Linked DNA regions of Homo sapiens: regions 1 and 2 are each linked to region 3. The links are chromatin contacts, found by Hi-C or POLR2A ChIA-PET in ENCODE. All regions are on one chromosome and are shown on one strand. Each heading gives the region's core, a stretch centred on a gene start or an enhancer-like site at or near the end of the contact. The rest is flanking DNA. Distances are from core to core; before and after follow the strand shown.

Evidence for each region. Hi-C counts contacts between places; a loop is a spot of excess contacts on that map. ChIA-PET counts read pairs that join two places held with the same protein, here RNA polymerase II (POLR2A). Pooled maps may share reads with other maps.
Region 1: a pooled map shows a loop between it and region 3 (2.7-fold over the local background). The contact joins the enhancer-like site here to the promoter of MAP3K5 in region 3. A Hi-C loop is called at or near these places in 3 of 50 pooled maps. POLR2A ChIA-PET finds 5 or more read pairs at or near these places in 2 of 52 experiments (Caco-2 and MCF 10A).
Region 2: a map with no recorded cell type shows a loop between it and region 3 (8-fold over the local background). The contact joins the enhancer-like site here to the promoter of MAP3K5 in region 3. A Hi-C loop is called at or near these places in 3 of 37 single-sample maps with no recorded cell type and 2 of 50 pooled maps. POLR2A ChIA-PET finds 5 or more read pairs at or near these places in 1 of 52 experiments (activated T-cell).

The regions. Positions count from the first base shown.
Region 1 is chr6:136,401,815-136,406,338 of GRCh38, reverse strand. The region is part of intron 3 of MAP7 (microtubule associated protein 7); the gene reads left to right. Among named protein-coding and RNA genes, the nearest start is that of BCLAF1, 110 kb to the right of the region's middle. Within about 2 kb of position 2,583, at least 8 of the 41 ENCODE cell types and tissues checked have a DNase peak (open chromatin) inside an H3K27ac peak, as active enhancers do.
Region 2 is chr6:137,100,526-137,105,147 of GRCh38, reverse strand. No RefSeq gene overlaps it. Among named protein-coding and RNA genes, the nearest start is that of IL20RA, 58 kb to the right of the region's middle. Within about 2 kb of position 2,032, at least 5 of the 41 ENCODE cell types and tissues checked have a DNase peak (open chromatin) inside an H3K27ac peak, as active enhancers do.
Region 3 is chr6:136,790,176-136,794,412 of GRCh38, reverse strand. It overlaps MAP3K5 (mitogen-activated protein kinase kinase kinase 5), which reads left to right and starts at 1,936. Exons shown (of 30, transcript NM_005923.4): 1 at 1,936-2,703. The coding sequence starts at 2,256. RefSeq lists enhancers at 856-935, 1,306-1,365, 1,476-1,705, 2,496-2,565, 2,671-3,186 and a silencer at 1,726-2,365.

The sequences.
Region 1 (4,524 bases), core at 1,334-3,833, 390 kb after region 3:
GTATTCATAAGATGCATAGGTGCTATGTTGACTCCCATTCGACAGTGGTTAAAATGTAAGTGTTGGAGCAGATTCTGAGATCTGCTTTGAGAAAACTTTATGGCATTGATCAGTTACCATCCTTTGAGTCCATTAAGAGTAATTCTGTCTTTATGAACTTAGAATCGATCCTGGTTACCGATTTCTCTTCAGAAACCATTACTAGAACCAGAGTATATAGAATTTATGCAACAACATAAATTTTTTATTCAGAGAGCTTAAAATAGAACCCCCTCTCTTTTAAGCTATTTTGTGTGATTTTATGTATTCATTCAATAATATTTAAAGCGTAGATAGTATTGAGCCAGGGATGCTGGAGTATTGAAGTGAAAAGAATAAATTTCATAACCTCCTGGAATTTATATTCCAAGAAGGGAGTAAGATAATAAAAAATCAAACAAGATTACCTAGCATCTTAGCTGAAATTTCCCACACATCCCATAACCAATCCATCAGCAAATACTCTTTGCTGTACCCTCAAAACATACCCAGAAAGTAACTACTTCTCACAACCACCACTGCTGCCACCTTGGCCCAAGACAGCTAGATCTTTCACCCGGATTCTGCAATAGGCTCCCAACCGGTGTCCTCATTTCCTCCTCCTCCCACAGAGTCTGTTAACACAGCAGCCAGAGTGACCCACTTGCAATATGGCCTGCCAGGCCTGCCTCTGCTCCAGACCTTTCAAGTCTTTACATTTCATGCAGAGTAGAAGTCAGAACCCTTACCATGGCTCAGCCCTGCTACCTGCTAATGTCCTCTCCTTTGCCCTCTCCTCCAGCCATGCTGGTTCCTTGCTGTTTCTTAAACACTACAGCCAAATGCACTCCACCTAGAGTGTTTTTCCTGAGAAATCCACATAGTTCATTCCCTCTCCTCCTTCAGGTTTCATTTAAATGCCACCTTCTCAGCGAGGCCTTCTCCTACCATCTTACTCAAATTTTCAGCTCCCTCAAACCAGACCTTCTTTATTTTTCTCCCTAGCTCTGTCAACATCTAAGCATGTAGATATTTTACTTATTTGTTGATTATCTGTTGGCCCCCTGCCCCGGAACATAAGCTCTGGAAGGGAAGGGATTTATGTCTTTTTTTCATTTCTGTAGCTTAGTATCTAGAACAGCTTGGCACGTAATCAATGTCCAGCAACTGTTTGTTTAATGTTAAGTGGAGATGAATGCAGGAGGTATTGCATATTAGTTAAAACGTTACCAAAGTATCATGTAATACCTGCCCTTATGATAGTTCAGTCAAACAGGTATTAAATTCTTATTAGTAATCATTTTCTCAGGTGAACAAGAATACAGAAATAATCTATTAGGATAGTCCTTAAATTTTCCTATGGATCTATCCTATTATCTATGGATAATCTATTAGGATATGCCTTAAATTTTCCTCTTCATATATTATAAAACTAATAGTTCTACAATATGTCGACAAGAAAGTTCAAGAGAATATTTAAGGACTGTGTAGCACACAAACAGTACTCTACGCTTGAGCAGACACAGAGCTTCCCTTTTTCAAGATAATAACAAGTAAGTTTGGAGTATTGATTGTGTTTAAGTTTTGTTTAAGTGCCTTGGAACATACTAGGCACTCAGTAAACATGTAATTATTTAGTCTTTTTCTGAAACCAAAATTTTTATATGAAGAGTCAAATTCCTAATTGGTACTTTCGGGGATTCTATAAAATCATGAAAGAGAATGTATGATGGACTGACATAGCTCTTGAAGAAAAATGTCAACTTACAAATCTATAATTTCATTCATATTGAGTTTTGTAGCTAAGTTCAAAGCTAAGATATATCATAAAGCAATATTTTAGAAAGAATAAGACAATATAAAAAGTTTTAACCTTTGAACAAACTTTGGTTAAATTATATGTGAGGGGCTTTTTTTTTTTTTCCTAGATAATTTCATCGGGCTTCCTTTGCCTTCTAATCATAGCTTTCTTGCTGTGCTTCTTTTTTTTTCTCTCTCATCTCAGTGTGTTGTCAACTCAGTGAGTGACGGCAGTACTAATAAGAGTGTGGTCAAGAGATAAATGGTCATTTCAACCTGGTTTAGAATGTTCATCCCAAAAATGCTGATAGCAAGTTAGTAATAATTAGTAAATAATAATGCTGTACTCCTGGTTAGAATTGGGAGTGAAACTCCCCCTGATTTCATACTTCACGTTATTTGATTCAGATGGCTGTTGGTTTTAACAAGAGACTTTCCTCTTTAGAGACTGTCCAGGAAAAAAAAAGGGGTCAGAGGAGGCTTTAGGGAAGTAATCTTTCTAATCCAAATATCTAATGGATAAACTTCGGCATATCTGTTACCAGTCTCAGCATCTGCATCTCCTAAAATTGTCACTTAGTGAATATAGTGTACAAAAGCTCATGAGGCTGTCAGGCAGGTTAACAGCTGAGGGACCTAAATGCATCTTAGTGAGAGGAATATGGATGTTAGCACATAACAGAGCAGCTGTATCATGAGTCAGGCTCAGGACTGGAAAGAATAATTGCTGCTTGCTGCATGGATTAGGTAAGCAGAAGCTGAAGCCTGAACATAAAATGAGTCATTATGACAAAGCAGCCATTATTTTTTTCTCCCCAAATTACTTTGCCTTTAAGAGTGAAGATAAAAAATCTTAAAACCTGAAAAGTAAGGGGTCTTGTAAACAGATGACGGTAGAGGCTAAGAGTGGCATTGGAAGATCAGGACCTTCACATTTGGATGCCCAGCTCTTTCTTGCTAGTACAGAGAAGGAGCTGTGGTCTTTGGAAGGTGTTCCAATTCATGCCTTTTAGCATAATGGCTCATTGTTTGCTTCTAGAGTCAGACAATCCAGAGTTTGAATGCCAACTTCATCACTTATTTGTTGTGAGACATCGGGCAGGTTACTTCACTCCTCTGTATCTCAGACTTCTCATAATAAAATAAGTTTAATGGCAGTGTCTGCCTCATAGAGTGGCTGCAAAGACAATGCCTATAAATCACTTGCGTCAGCATGAAGCAAGAGCTGACGACATCTCACCATGATGATGACGGTGATAAAGATGAGGATGGCAGGTCATATGATTCCACAAATACTGACTTAGATTCCTGGAATTAGAGAAGCCTAAGGCGTAGCAGAGAGAGGTGGGGGATGTCTGTGCCTCCTCATCCATTAGGGTGGGGCTAAGTAGGACAGCCCCAGGTGAAGAGAATGGCTACATTCTTTGAGGAGTGAAAGTACTTAGGGTTAAGGCTGTAACAGAAAGATTCCAAGGACAACCATTGCCCTGTTTAGCAAAACTCCATTATTTTAGTGAAGGCTAACATTCCTTTAGGCCTAGCCCTGAGATAGTAAGTCCTTTCTTTTTCTTTTTCTTTCTTTTTTTTTTTTTTTTTTTTTTTTTTTTTTTTTTTTGAGACAGAGTCTTGCTCTTTCGCCCAGGCCGGAGTGCAGTGGCGCTATCTCGGCTCACTGCAAGCTCCGCCTCCCAGGTTCACGCCATTCTCCTGCCTCAGCCTCCCGAGTAGCTGGGACTACAGGCGCCCGCCACCGCACCCGGCTAATTTTTTGTATTTTTAGTAGAGACGGGGTTTCACCGTGTTAGCCAGGATGGTCTCGATCTCCTGACCTCGTGATCCGCCGGCCTCGGCCTCCCAAAGTGCTGGGATTACAGGCGTGAGCCACCGTGCCCGGCAGTAAGTCCTTTCTTATTTGAAAAATCATTCAGCCTACATATAAGAAAAGCTCTTGATCTCCACCTATGTAACTACTATTCTAGCACCTCAACCCCATTAGCCCACCACTGTGTGCAGTGACAGGGTGAAATGGGAAGGACCCTCTGTGCAGGAGCACCGTGTTGTGGGGATCCTCCAAGGTCACACTTCTTATCAGGCAGCTCTCCACTGAATGCTTTTAATGACAAGTTGAGAAGGCTTTGAGTTGTCACCAAAGCCCAGTGTGAATCACTATGCTTGGAGATCACTCTGTCCTTTAACTCTTTAGTTCATTTATTCAAGCATATTTTAACCATCTGCTAGACTAGACATTGTGTGTATAGGGAAGAATTCACAAACACATAAAAGCAGAGTAGCTACCGTCTGGAGTGTAAGTGCTATGAGGGAGTCTGAATCCAGCTAGCAGATGGGGCTCCTGTGCTGTGGTCATCAGGAAAGGCTCCTCAGAGGAAGGAGCTTCTGAGCTAGGACTTGAAAGACAGAAGTTTGCCAGGGGGAAGGAGGTGTGTGTGAAGATGCATGATCCTATGGCCAGTCCAAGGGGTTGGACAGGGAACAGTAGGAGAACTAACAGGTTTTCAAGCACGACAATGACTTCAGGTCTGTTTCTTGAGGAAGATATCTCTGAGACGACTAATGTGTAGGATGGATTTGAAGTGGTTAAAGACTAGAAATGAGGCATGAGAAAGGAATGAGAGTTTAAAGTAGTGGTAAAAAGATTGGAGAGGCTACAGCAGATTCAAGCGATCATTCTGTGTTTTTCTGTTTTTT
Region 2 (4,622 bases), core at 783-3,282, 310 kb before region 3:
TGCACAGACATTTGCTCACGAGCACATTGAGAAAATGCCAGAGTGTGAAACTGAGTAGGTCACATGTCCACAGAACAGGTCACCTTGTCCATTGATCCTTGACATCCTGCAGTTTTATTTGTGCTGTAAGGTTGGATCCAGTCTTGCTATGCTCCTCCTGCTTCATGGTTTAATGGTCCAGAGAAGACCCATTCATGATGAGAAGTATGGGCCACATGGTCACAGGGCACCCCAGGGTCAGGCTTTTAGCCTCCCTCAGAGACCACTAATAAGCCAACAGATGTTTTCCAGAATGAGACTAGTTATTTCCTGAAGAGGGTAGGATTTTAGTCCAAAACCCTGGAAGCCATGGCCGTGTGTCTACTGTCAGGGTTTGCCACCAACTTCCTGCTTGGTCTCCTCTCTAGTGTTACCTCTTCCATCTAACTTTCATATTACAGCCAGAGTGATGTTTCTAAAACTGAAATCTGGCCCTGGCTAAAATCTGATCATTAATTTGTACATCTTTAATAAGCATCAATTATGTGCCTGTTCTAGGTCTCGAGAATTCAGCAGGGACAAAGTAGAGGGCCCTTGTTTTATCCTTTGAATCTGTAAAAGAAGCTAACCTCATAATGTGACATGAGGGGCACTAGCCCTGCAATGGCGGCAAAATTTCACCATTAGACTTTCATTCTTTGAACAAAGCTGTTTATCTTATTCTAAAATGCAAATGTGCTTGAGCACAGTAAAGCTTTGTCATTCATGGTCATAAACAATTTTGGGTAAATTTATTTATATGATGAGTTCCAATATGACAACCCAAGCTTATCTAGATGAGTTTTGTGGCATCCTTGATAGGGGCTTTTATAGACAGGAAAAATTACTAAGGGGATACTGTGATTTTCTTAAATTAATACTTTATTTATTAAAATTACAAATTTAAATTCCTCATTATTCCTTGAATTTTTAAGTCCAACTCATAAACCTTATTACTTTGTTTATGAATCTGGCAACTTTTAACCATCACTTTTAAGTGGCCTTTTATACTTTAATTGAATTAGTTTAAATATTTAAAAACTTGATTTTTTTTACCCTTTTTGAATACTTCAATTGTGCAACAAAAAAGTTCAAGAACTGTAAGATATCTAAGCCTTTACCCTACCTGGAAACTAACTAATTGACTTGTCAGTGTTTCTTAGATGCTGGCAGAAGACATGAGACTCTTGGATCAGAGACAAAGGGCTTTAATACTCACAGCAATAGCTTTAACCAGAGTGTCATTCTTTTGCATCAGTCCACTTTTTGTTAGGTCTGGAATAGGACCCAAATACAATGTGATGAATAAATTTAATGTGGTACCCTAAATGGGATCCAGGTACAGAAAAGAAAAAAAAGGACATTAAGTAAAAACTAAATAAAGCATGGACTTTAGTTAACAATAATGTATCAATTAATTTAGTTCATTATTTATGACAAATGTACTATACTAATATAAGATTTTAACAATAGGGGAAACCAGGCGTGGGGTATATATATGAGAACTCTCTGTACTATCTTCATAATTATTTTGAAAATTTGAAAATATTCTTAGTTTTTTTAAGTTGAGCAAGTGAAAAATATTAGATAAAACGACAATACATATTGTACTTGAATTTAGAAACATTGTGAAAATTATAGCCAAATGACTGAAGTTTGGGAACACTGGTTTTGAGAATAACAGGGATGGCTGAACTATGCTGAACCCTTGATCCTTCCCACCAGTGTGACAGGAAGATGTGTGATTACACCACAGTACTATCTACCCACAGCTTACAATTTCAGATGGTTATTCCACAGCACTAAGTAGAAGACTCTTTCATGAACCATCCTGAGAATGGGCAGGCACTAACCACCAAAAGCAGAGCTGAAACTTCTCTGAGAGTGAGACATGTCTTTCTTTAGAGGAACTGGGGCTTCTTGGTGGCTGGGTTCTCAGGGGATTTCTTAGTGGAGAGTTACTATAAACATCTAAGCTCTGGTTTACCACAAAGGTTTGGCCCTTCAGACACCTGGTGTCTTTTAGCAGCACCCTCAGCAAACATGAGTCCTTGTCTACAGATAAGACCTCAGGCTCAGAGAATAGGGATTGGAAGCTGAGGATCACACCACTGATGGCCCATTCTCAGGAGCCCTCTACCATCTCTCTTCTCACCCTGTTCACAATCACCTAGGGATTGTAGCACTTGTCCCCCTCCCCAACTTCAACACCCAAGGTCCCAAAGTGATAGACAGAGTGCCAACATTCCTTATCTGTAAAATAGAGGATAACAGGAGAGAGATGGTCTACATCAGCAAGTCTGGAGTTTTAGCCTATGCAATAATTGTCTGGAAGGCTTGTGAAAACACAGGGAACTGGGCCCCACCTCCAGAGTTCCTTTTTCATAGAGTCAGTAATTTGCATTTCTAACAAATCCCAGGTGACACTGATGCTCTGGTTGGGAGCTGCACTTTGAGAACCACTGGTTTAAATGATCTCAGGGGCATCTTTCAACTTTCATAGTCATTAAATCCATGTGTCTCAGACTCATGTGATCATGAGACTCACCCAGAGTCTTGGTTAAATGCACAGATCAGCAGGCCCCACCCCAAACTTTCTGACTCAGAATTACAAGATGAGCAGCCCAGGTGATTCTTATGATCAGAGGAATTTGGGAATCTTTATAATACCAAAAGCCAGCGCACCATCAGTGAATACGGTCTTTGAGCAGGACATGGTGAGAAATTGAGGGCATTCAAACATGGCACACAGGCCCAGGAGAAATGAGTAAAGCTGAAGGAGGGGGTGAGAAGGGATCAACAGGGTCAAAGTTTTGCCCTGACCCTTGCCCATGGCACGCATAGCACTGCAAAAATCATCTCAACCACTGGACATGAGCCTTTGCTACTCCACTGTCCATTAGATGGGGAGGGAAGGAGGCTCAAGGGGATACAAATGGCCAAGGTGATGCTGGGTCAAAGGGCAACTTCAGAAGGTCATAAATGTAACATTCATTGAGTGTTTTGGCCTTAAATTCATTTATATGATGAGTTCTAATATGACAGCAGCCTAAGCTTGTCTATGAGTTTTATGGCATCCTTGACAGTCGCATTTGTACACAAACAGGTCAACCCACGAGCATGGTGTACTGGGAGGGCTGGAAGGGCTAGAATGGCAGTGCCCATCAAAATACAGCTCAAAGACCCCAGTCATTTTCCCAACAGAAAACAATACCCAATTAAGCTGGAAGCAAGAAAGGGCATAGTGTCTGTAGTTAAGGGGTTGCTTGCCCGTGGACTTCTGAAATCCTGTAATTCTCCCTGTAATACCCTCATTTTGACCATTTTGAAGCCTTTGGGGGAATACCATATGGTACAGGAGCTCAGGGCAATGAATGAGGTCGTGATCCCAGCCCACCCATTAGTGGCAGATCCACGTACTCTTCTGACTCGAGTGCCGGGGAATGCAAAATGGTTTTAAGGTTTTTTGGTCAGATGCCTCCTGGGTTGGACTACATACAAGAAGGTCATCTACATGTTGGAGTATACTCCCACTTTCTAATTGAAAATTCCTCAGATCCCTTTCTAGGGCTCAGGCAAAAAAAAAAAAAAAAAGGAGCTGTCCCAAAAGCCCTGAGGGAGTAATTTCCAAGTGTATTGTTTTGTTTTTCTCTGCCATTCAAAAGGAAAAAGGTATTGAGACTCCAGGCTCAGCGGGCTTAAGTGGTGTGACCAATGTCAGAGGCTATAATAGTTGCAGAATAAGGACTAAAACCTCTTCTAATCCCTAGACCAATGAGTTTCTTCCAGAGAGTGTTATTTGAAGGTAACGTCATCCATTTCGTTAAACTATTTTACCTATGAGTCCCAGAAAATGAAATTCCGTCATTAAGATATTCATTCCTTTGAGCCTTTTAACATCAGTGTCAGATGTCTCTTTTAAGATAAAAATATTTTAAGCCTCTATCAACTAATACATCAATGTGGTTAAACAAAGATGTAGCAGAAAGCTGGGCCTAATGTAGTAGTTAATGAGAGGCATGCCACCACCATAACCCCAACCTGCCTGGCAGGAAGTCGAAAGAGTAAGAGGAGAAAGAATCATGAGTAGGGAGACAGGCCTTCTCAATGGGTGTTTGGGAAGTTCCAGGGCCAGGAGGGCATTATAACTCCTGCTTCTCAATTTTGCCTATGTAGTCCCCAGAAAATACTAGTTGCTTTGAATTAAACAGAAACAGTATTATCTCAACTGAAAGCAATCTGAGGCTTTAGTTTGGCCTAAATTCTTCTCTTACAGACTTCTTTTATTTTTTTTAAGACAGAGTCTCACTCTGTCGCTCAGGCTGGAGTGCAGTGGCACAATCTCAGATTACTGCAGCCTCCATCTCCCGGGTTGAAGTGATTGTCCTGTCTCAGCCTCCTGAGTAACTAGGATTACAGGCGTGAGCCACCACGTTTGGCTAATTTTTCTATCTTTATTAGAGACGGGGTTTCACCATGTTGGCCAGGCTGGTCTTGAACTCCTGAACTCCAGTGATCCACTCACCTCGGCCTCCCAAAGTGCTGAAATTACAGACATGAGCCATGGTGCCCAGCCTCCTCTAATAGATTAAGGGGCAGAAAGA
Region 3 (4,237 bases), core at 687-3,186:
TCTCGGCTCACTGCAACCTCCACCTCCCGGGTTCAAACGATTCTCCTGTCTCAGCCTCTCGAGTAGCTGGGATTACAGGCGGCTGCCACCACGTCCAGCTAATTTTTGTATTTTTAGTAGAGACGGGGGTTTCACCATGTTGGCCAGGCTGGTCTTGAACTCCTGACCTCAAGTGATCTGCCCGCCTCGGCCTCCCAAAGTGTTGGGATTACAGGCGTGAGCCACTGCGCCCAGACTTTCCTTTAATTCTTTACTATTCAGCTATTTTATCCTTCCTTCTTACCCAGTTTGAAATGTAATTCATGGCTGGGCTGGGTGGTTCACGCCTGTAATCCCAGCACTTTGGGAGGCCGACGCGGGCATATCACCTGAGGTCAGGAGTTAGAGACCAGCCTGGCCAACATGGTGAACCCCACACCCCTCCCCCTCCCGTCTCTACTAAAAATACAAAATTAGCCTGGTGTGGTGGCGCATGCCTGTAATCCCAGCTATTCGAAAGGCTGAGGCAGGGGAATCGCTTGAACCCGGGAGGCAGAGGTCGCAGGGAGTCGAAATCGCGCCATTGCACTCCAGCCCGGGCAAGAAGAGCGAAACTCCGTCTCAAAAAAAAAAAAAAGTAATTTACATTTTCTTCTGCCTTTTTCACAGGACTCACTAGTCTCAGTTCCTGGAGATGGGAAGTACAAAACCTGTTTCTTTACTCAGTTGTAACTTGCACTGGCTTTCCTAACAATTACAGCATTCTGGGGTTCTCTGGGAACTTACACATCTGTTCTTTGCTCCCCAAATAAGCAGGTACTTTTTTTGATTGCTCTTAAACAATCTGGGTATTTCCCTCCCGGCCTCGCGTGATGCAGTTTAAAAAATAGAATAGGTCACGTTATTCCCCTGTTTCATCTTGTTGATAATTTGTGGAGTCGGGTAGAGACTCCATCTTCTATCTTAAGTATCTGGCGCTTGTGGGGGAATTAAGATCCTAAATGAGAATACTAAGTCCTTCGGCAGTTGGCACTAATCAATTACTCATTACTGATAACGGAATGAGCCACTGGAAATTTTAAAAGGAAAAGTACATGGGAGAACCTGATCAATTTAGCCAGCCACTTCTGGAGTGCCACAGTCACTAATGAAGCAACCTCCAGTGCAGGCCCTGGCTCCAGGGCGCTATGTACAACCTCCTGCCTCGCGCAACGTGGGTCTCCCGGAGCCTATCCTGCCAGCGCCGCGCACGGTCCCAGTCCACCAGGCCGCCAAGGCCCGGAGGGGGGCGCCCTAGTCGCGGGGAACACTGGAAATGCTTCAGGGGCGGACTCCGAAGACCGAGTATTGCCTCGAGGGACTTTCTGCGCCACCCCGTAATCGCTTGCGCTCCAGGTCTTCGTAGGTGGGGGCCGGGTGGGTGAAGACTGGGACCCTATGCCACGCGCAGCACTCAGAGGAGGGCTGGGGTCCCAGGGCCGCAGCGCGGTCAGTTCAGTCCGGGCTCGAGCTTCCTAGCAGCGCCCTCCTTGGGGGCTGGCCCTGACCCTCGGTGCCGCTACGAGTGGGTGGCCAGAAGCTGGTGGTGGAGAGGGAGAGCGTCTGCAAGGAACGACGAGGCTGGCGCCGGGACCACGCGGCGGAGGCGATCGAAAGAGAAACGAGGCCAGGCAAGGAGGAGGAAATCCACCCGATGAAGGCGAGCTGCCGCCTAAGAGGGAGGAGGGTCCTTTCGGCTGCCGCTGCTGCTGTTCCGGGACGCCGCCTGGGGAGCCAGCCCGCTCGTAAGGTGCGCGCCAGGTAGCTCCGCACCCAGGGGGCGCCCTTCCTGGCCCCTCCCAGAGCGGCCGGGACGGAAGGAGCTGCGCGGCGCGGCGCGGCGCGGCGCGGCGGGTGGCGAGGGCGGGCTGCACCCCGAGCGCGGCGCCCTTGAGCTGCACCGCGGCGCAGGTTTGCGAGCCGACTTGTCAGCCGGCCAAGAAAAGGAAGCTCCGTCCCTTCCCGCTCACCCGGCTTCCCCACCCCTTGTACTCTAAACTCTGCAGAGGGCGAGCGGCGCGGCCACGGAGGCGCCGAGGAGGAGCGAGCCGCCGCCGGGCAGCGGCGTGCCCTCGGGGGAGAGGGCGCCGGAGAGGAGGCGGCGGCGCGGCGGCGAGGGCGCGGCGCGCGATGGCAGCTGCTTAGCCCGGCGGGCGCGGAGCAGCCCCGAGCTGTGGCTGGCCAGGCGGTGCGGCTGGGCGGGGGACGCCGCCGCCGTTGCTGCCCGGCCCGGAGAGATGAGCACGGAGGCGGACGAGGGCATCACTTTCTCTGTGCCACCCTTCGCCCCCTCGGGCTTCTGCACCATCCCCGAGGGCGGCATCTGCAGGAGGGGAGGAGCGGCGGCGGTGGGCGAGGGCGAGGAGCACCAGCTGCCACCGCCGCCGCCGGGCAGCTTCTGGAACGTGGAGAGCGCCGCTGCCCCTGGCATCGGTTGTCCGGCGGCCACCTCCTCGAGCAGTGCCACCCGAGGCCGGGGCAGCTCTGTTGGCGGGGGCAGCCGACGGACCACGGTGGCATATGTGATCAACGAAGCGAGCCAAGGGCAACTGGTGGTGGCCGAGAGCGAGGCCCTGCAGAGCTTGCGGGAGGCGTGCGAGACAGTGGGCGCCACCCTGGAAACCCTGCATTTTGGGAAACTCGACTTTGGAGAAACCACCGTGCTGGACCGCTTTTACAATGCAGGTGCGTGTGTGACCCCTTTCCCATCCCGCGCGGTCGGGACCCGCGTTTAATCTGGCGGTCTTCGGGGCATTTCATTTTTCTGGGCGGGAAGCATTTACTTCTTGCCCCACTTTGGGGGCAGCGAGCGCCGCTGCGTGACTGCTCCTGTCGCTCGCCGCTCCGGAGAGAGCGTGTGTGCTTGTGCAAGAGTCTGTGTGTACTTGTGCGATAGACCTATGGATCCACCCACCGCCCAGCGCTGGAGCCCTGGGTCCATGCGATCGACTTGAACTGTTCTCCAGCAGTGTGAGATATTTGCCCCAGTCAGTCTTTCTCCTTTCAGTGTCTCGGTTTCGCTTCTGTGAGGTTTGGTCCCTGTTTTCTTTCTGCATATACCTGTGACCGTTTTAGATGAGGTTCTCCTTTTCTCTGTGTAGTTTTGAGAGTACGGGAACGATGACATACCATGCACGCAGAGTGTAACTATATTAATTTGCATGCCATGTGATGATCTTCCCAACTCACCTTACCTTCGATAAGTTTTAGTAGCTTGAATTTCCTCTCACCAACCCAGACTTTGAAGTAATTACAGTGCTTCCAAAGGCAATAACATTACAACTTACACTGAACTTGTGTGTTATCTTTGTAAGGATTTTGGTGAAAGAACCAGGGCCTGTTTTTTATTACCCCATAAACCATGGTGGGCTAGAAAGTTTGTAATTTAACATTGTCTAAAACACCTGTATGCTATCCTAATAATAAGATTAGTTTCGCCATTAAAGTGATTGCTAGCATAATCCATGAAAGAAATGTATCTTTCAACCTATCTCAAATTTCAGAAAATGTTAAGGCAGTTCTAGTAACTGAAGCACTTAGCTGTTAGCAAATGTTAGGAATAATACCATATTATGGAAATTAACCTTTAGTCCCCTGTACGTCCAGTGTTGAGAATATATACATATTTATGTTTACATTTGTGGGTAAAAACTTGGTTTAGTAGTTTCAAAACAATACACTTCTTGCATTTGTGATCACATAAAAGGCTTTATTTTCCAATCTTGTTTTCAATTCTGATTCTCTTTAGTGTCTTCCAAACACCTGAAGTGGGCTTATGTCAGTTTTGGAATTCAGCCAAAGCTGAATATTTTGAGAACAACAAGACCTTCATGTTAAGGAAGCCAGACTAAATAAACTAGGACTTTCTCGTTCTGGTATTTTTAAAATAGTTTTGGTCTTCATAACTGAGCATGGCTATAATATAGCTTGATTCTTTGGGTAGCTTGCTATAAAAGTTACATCAACATAACTTTTCTAAAAATTGTAGCACTCTTATTTTTGGATTATAATTTGGAAGAAACTTCAAAGAACTAAAAGATATGAGAGGAAAATACCCAACTGAACACTTGAGCCTATTTTTATTGCACTGATTGGGCGTTTTTTTCCTAGGGCTCTAGAAAAAAAATGTTAAACTCTAAGCTAATTTGAAAGAAACTTTCCTAACAAGGCTTGGTTTCTGTTATTCTCCAAATACTGTCTCTGGGAAAGGGAGAGAGAA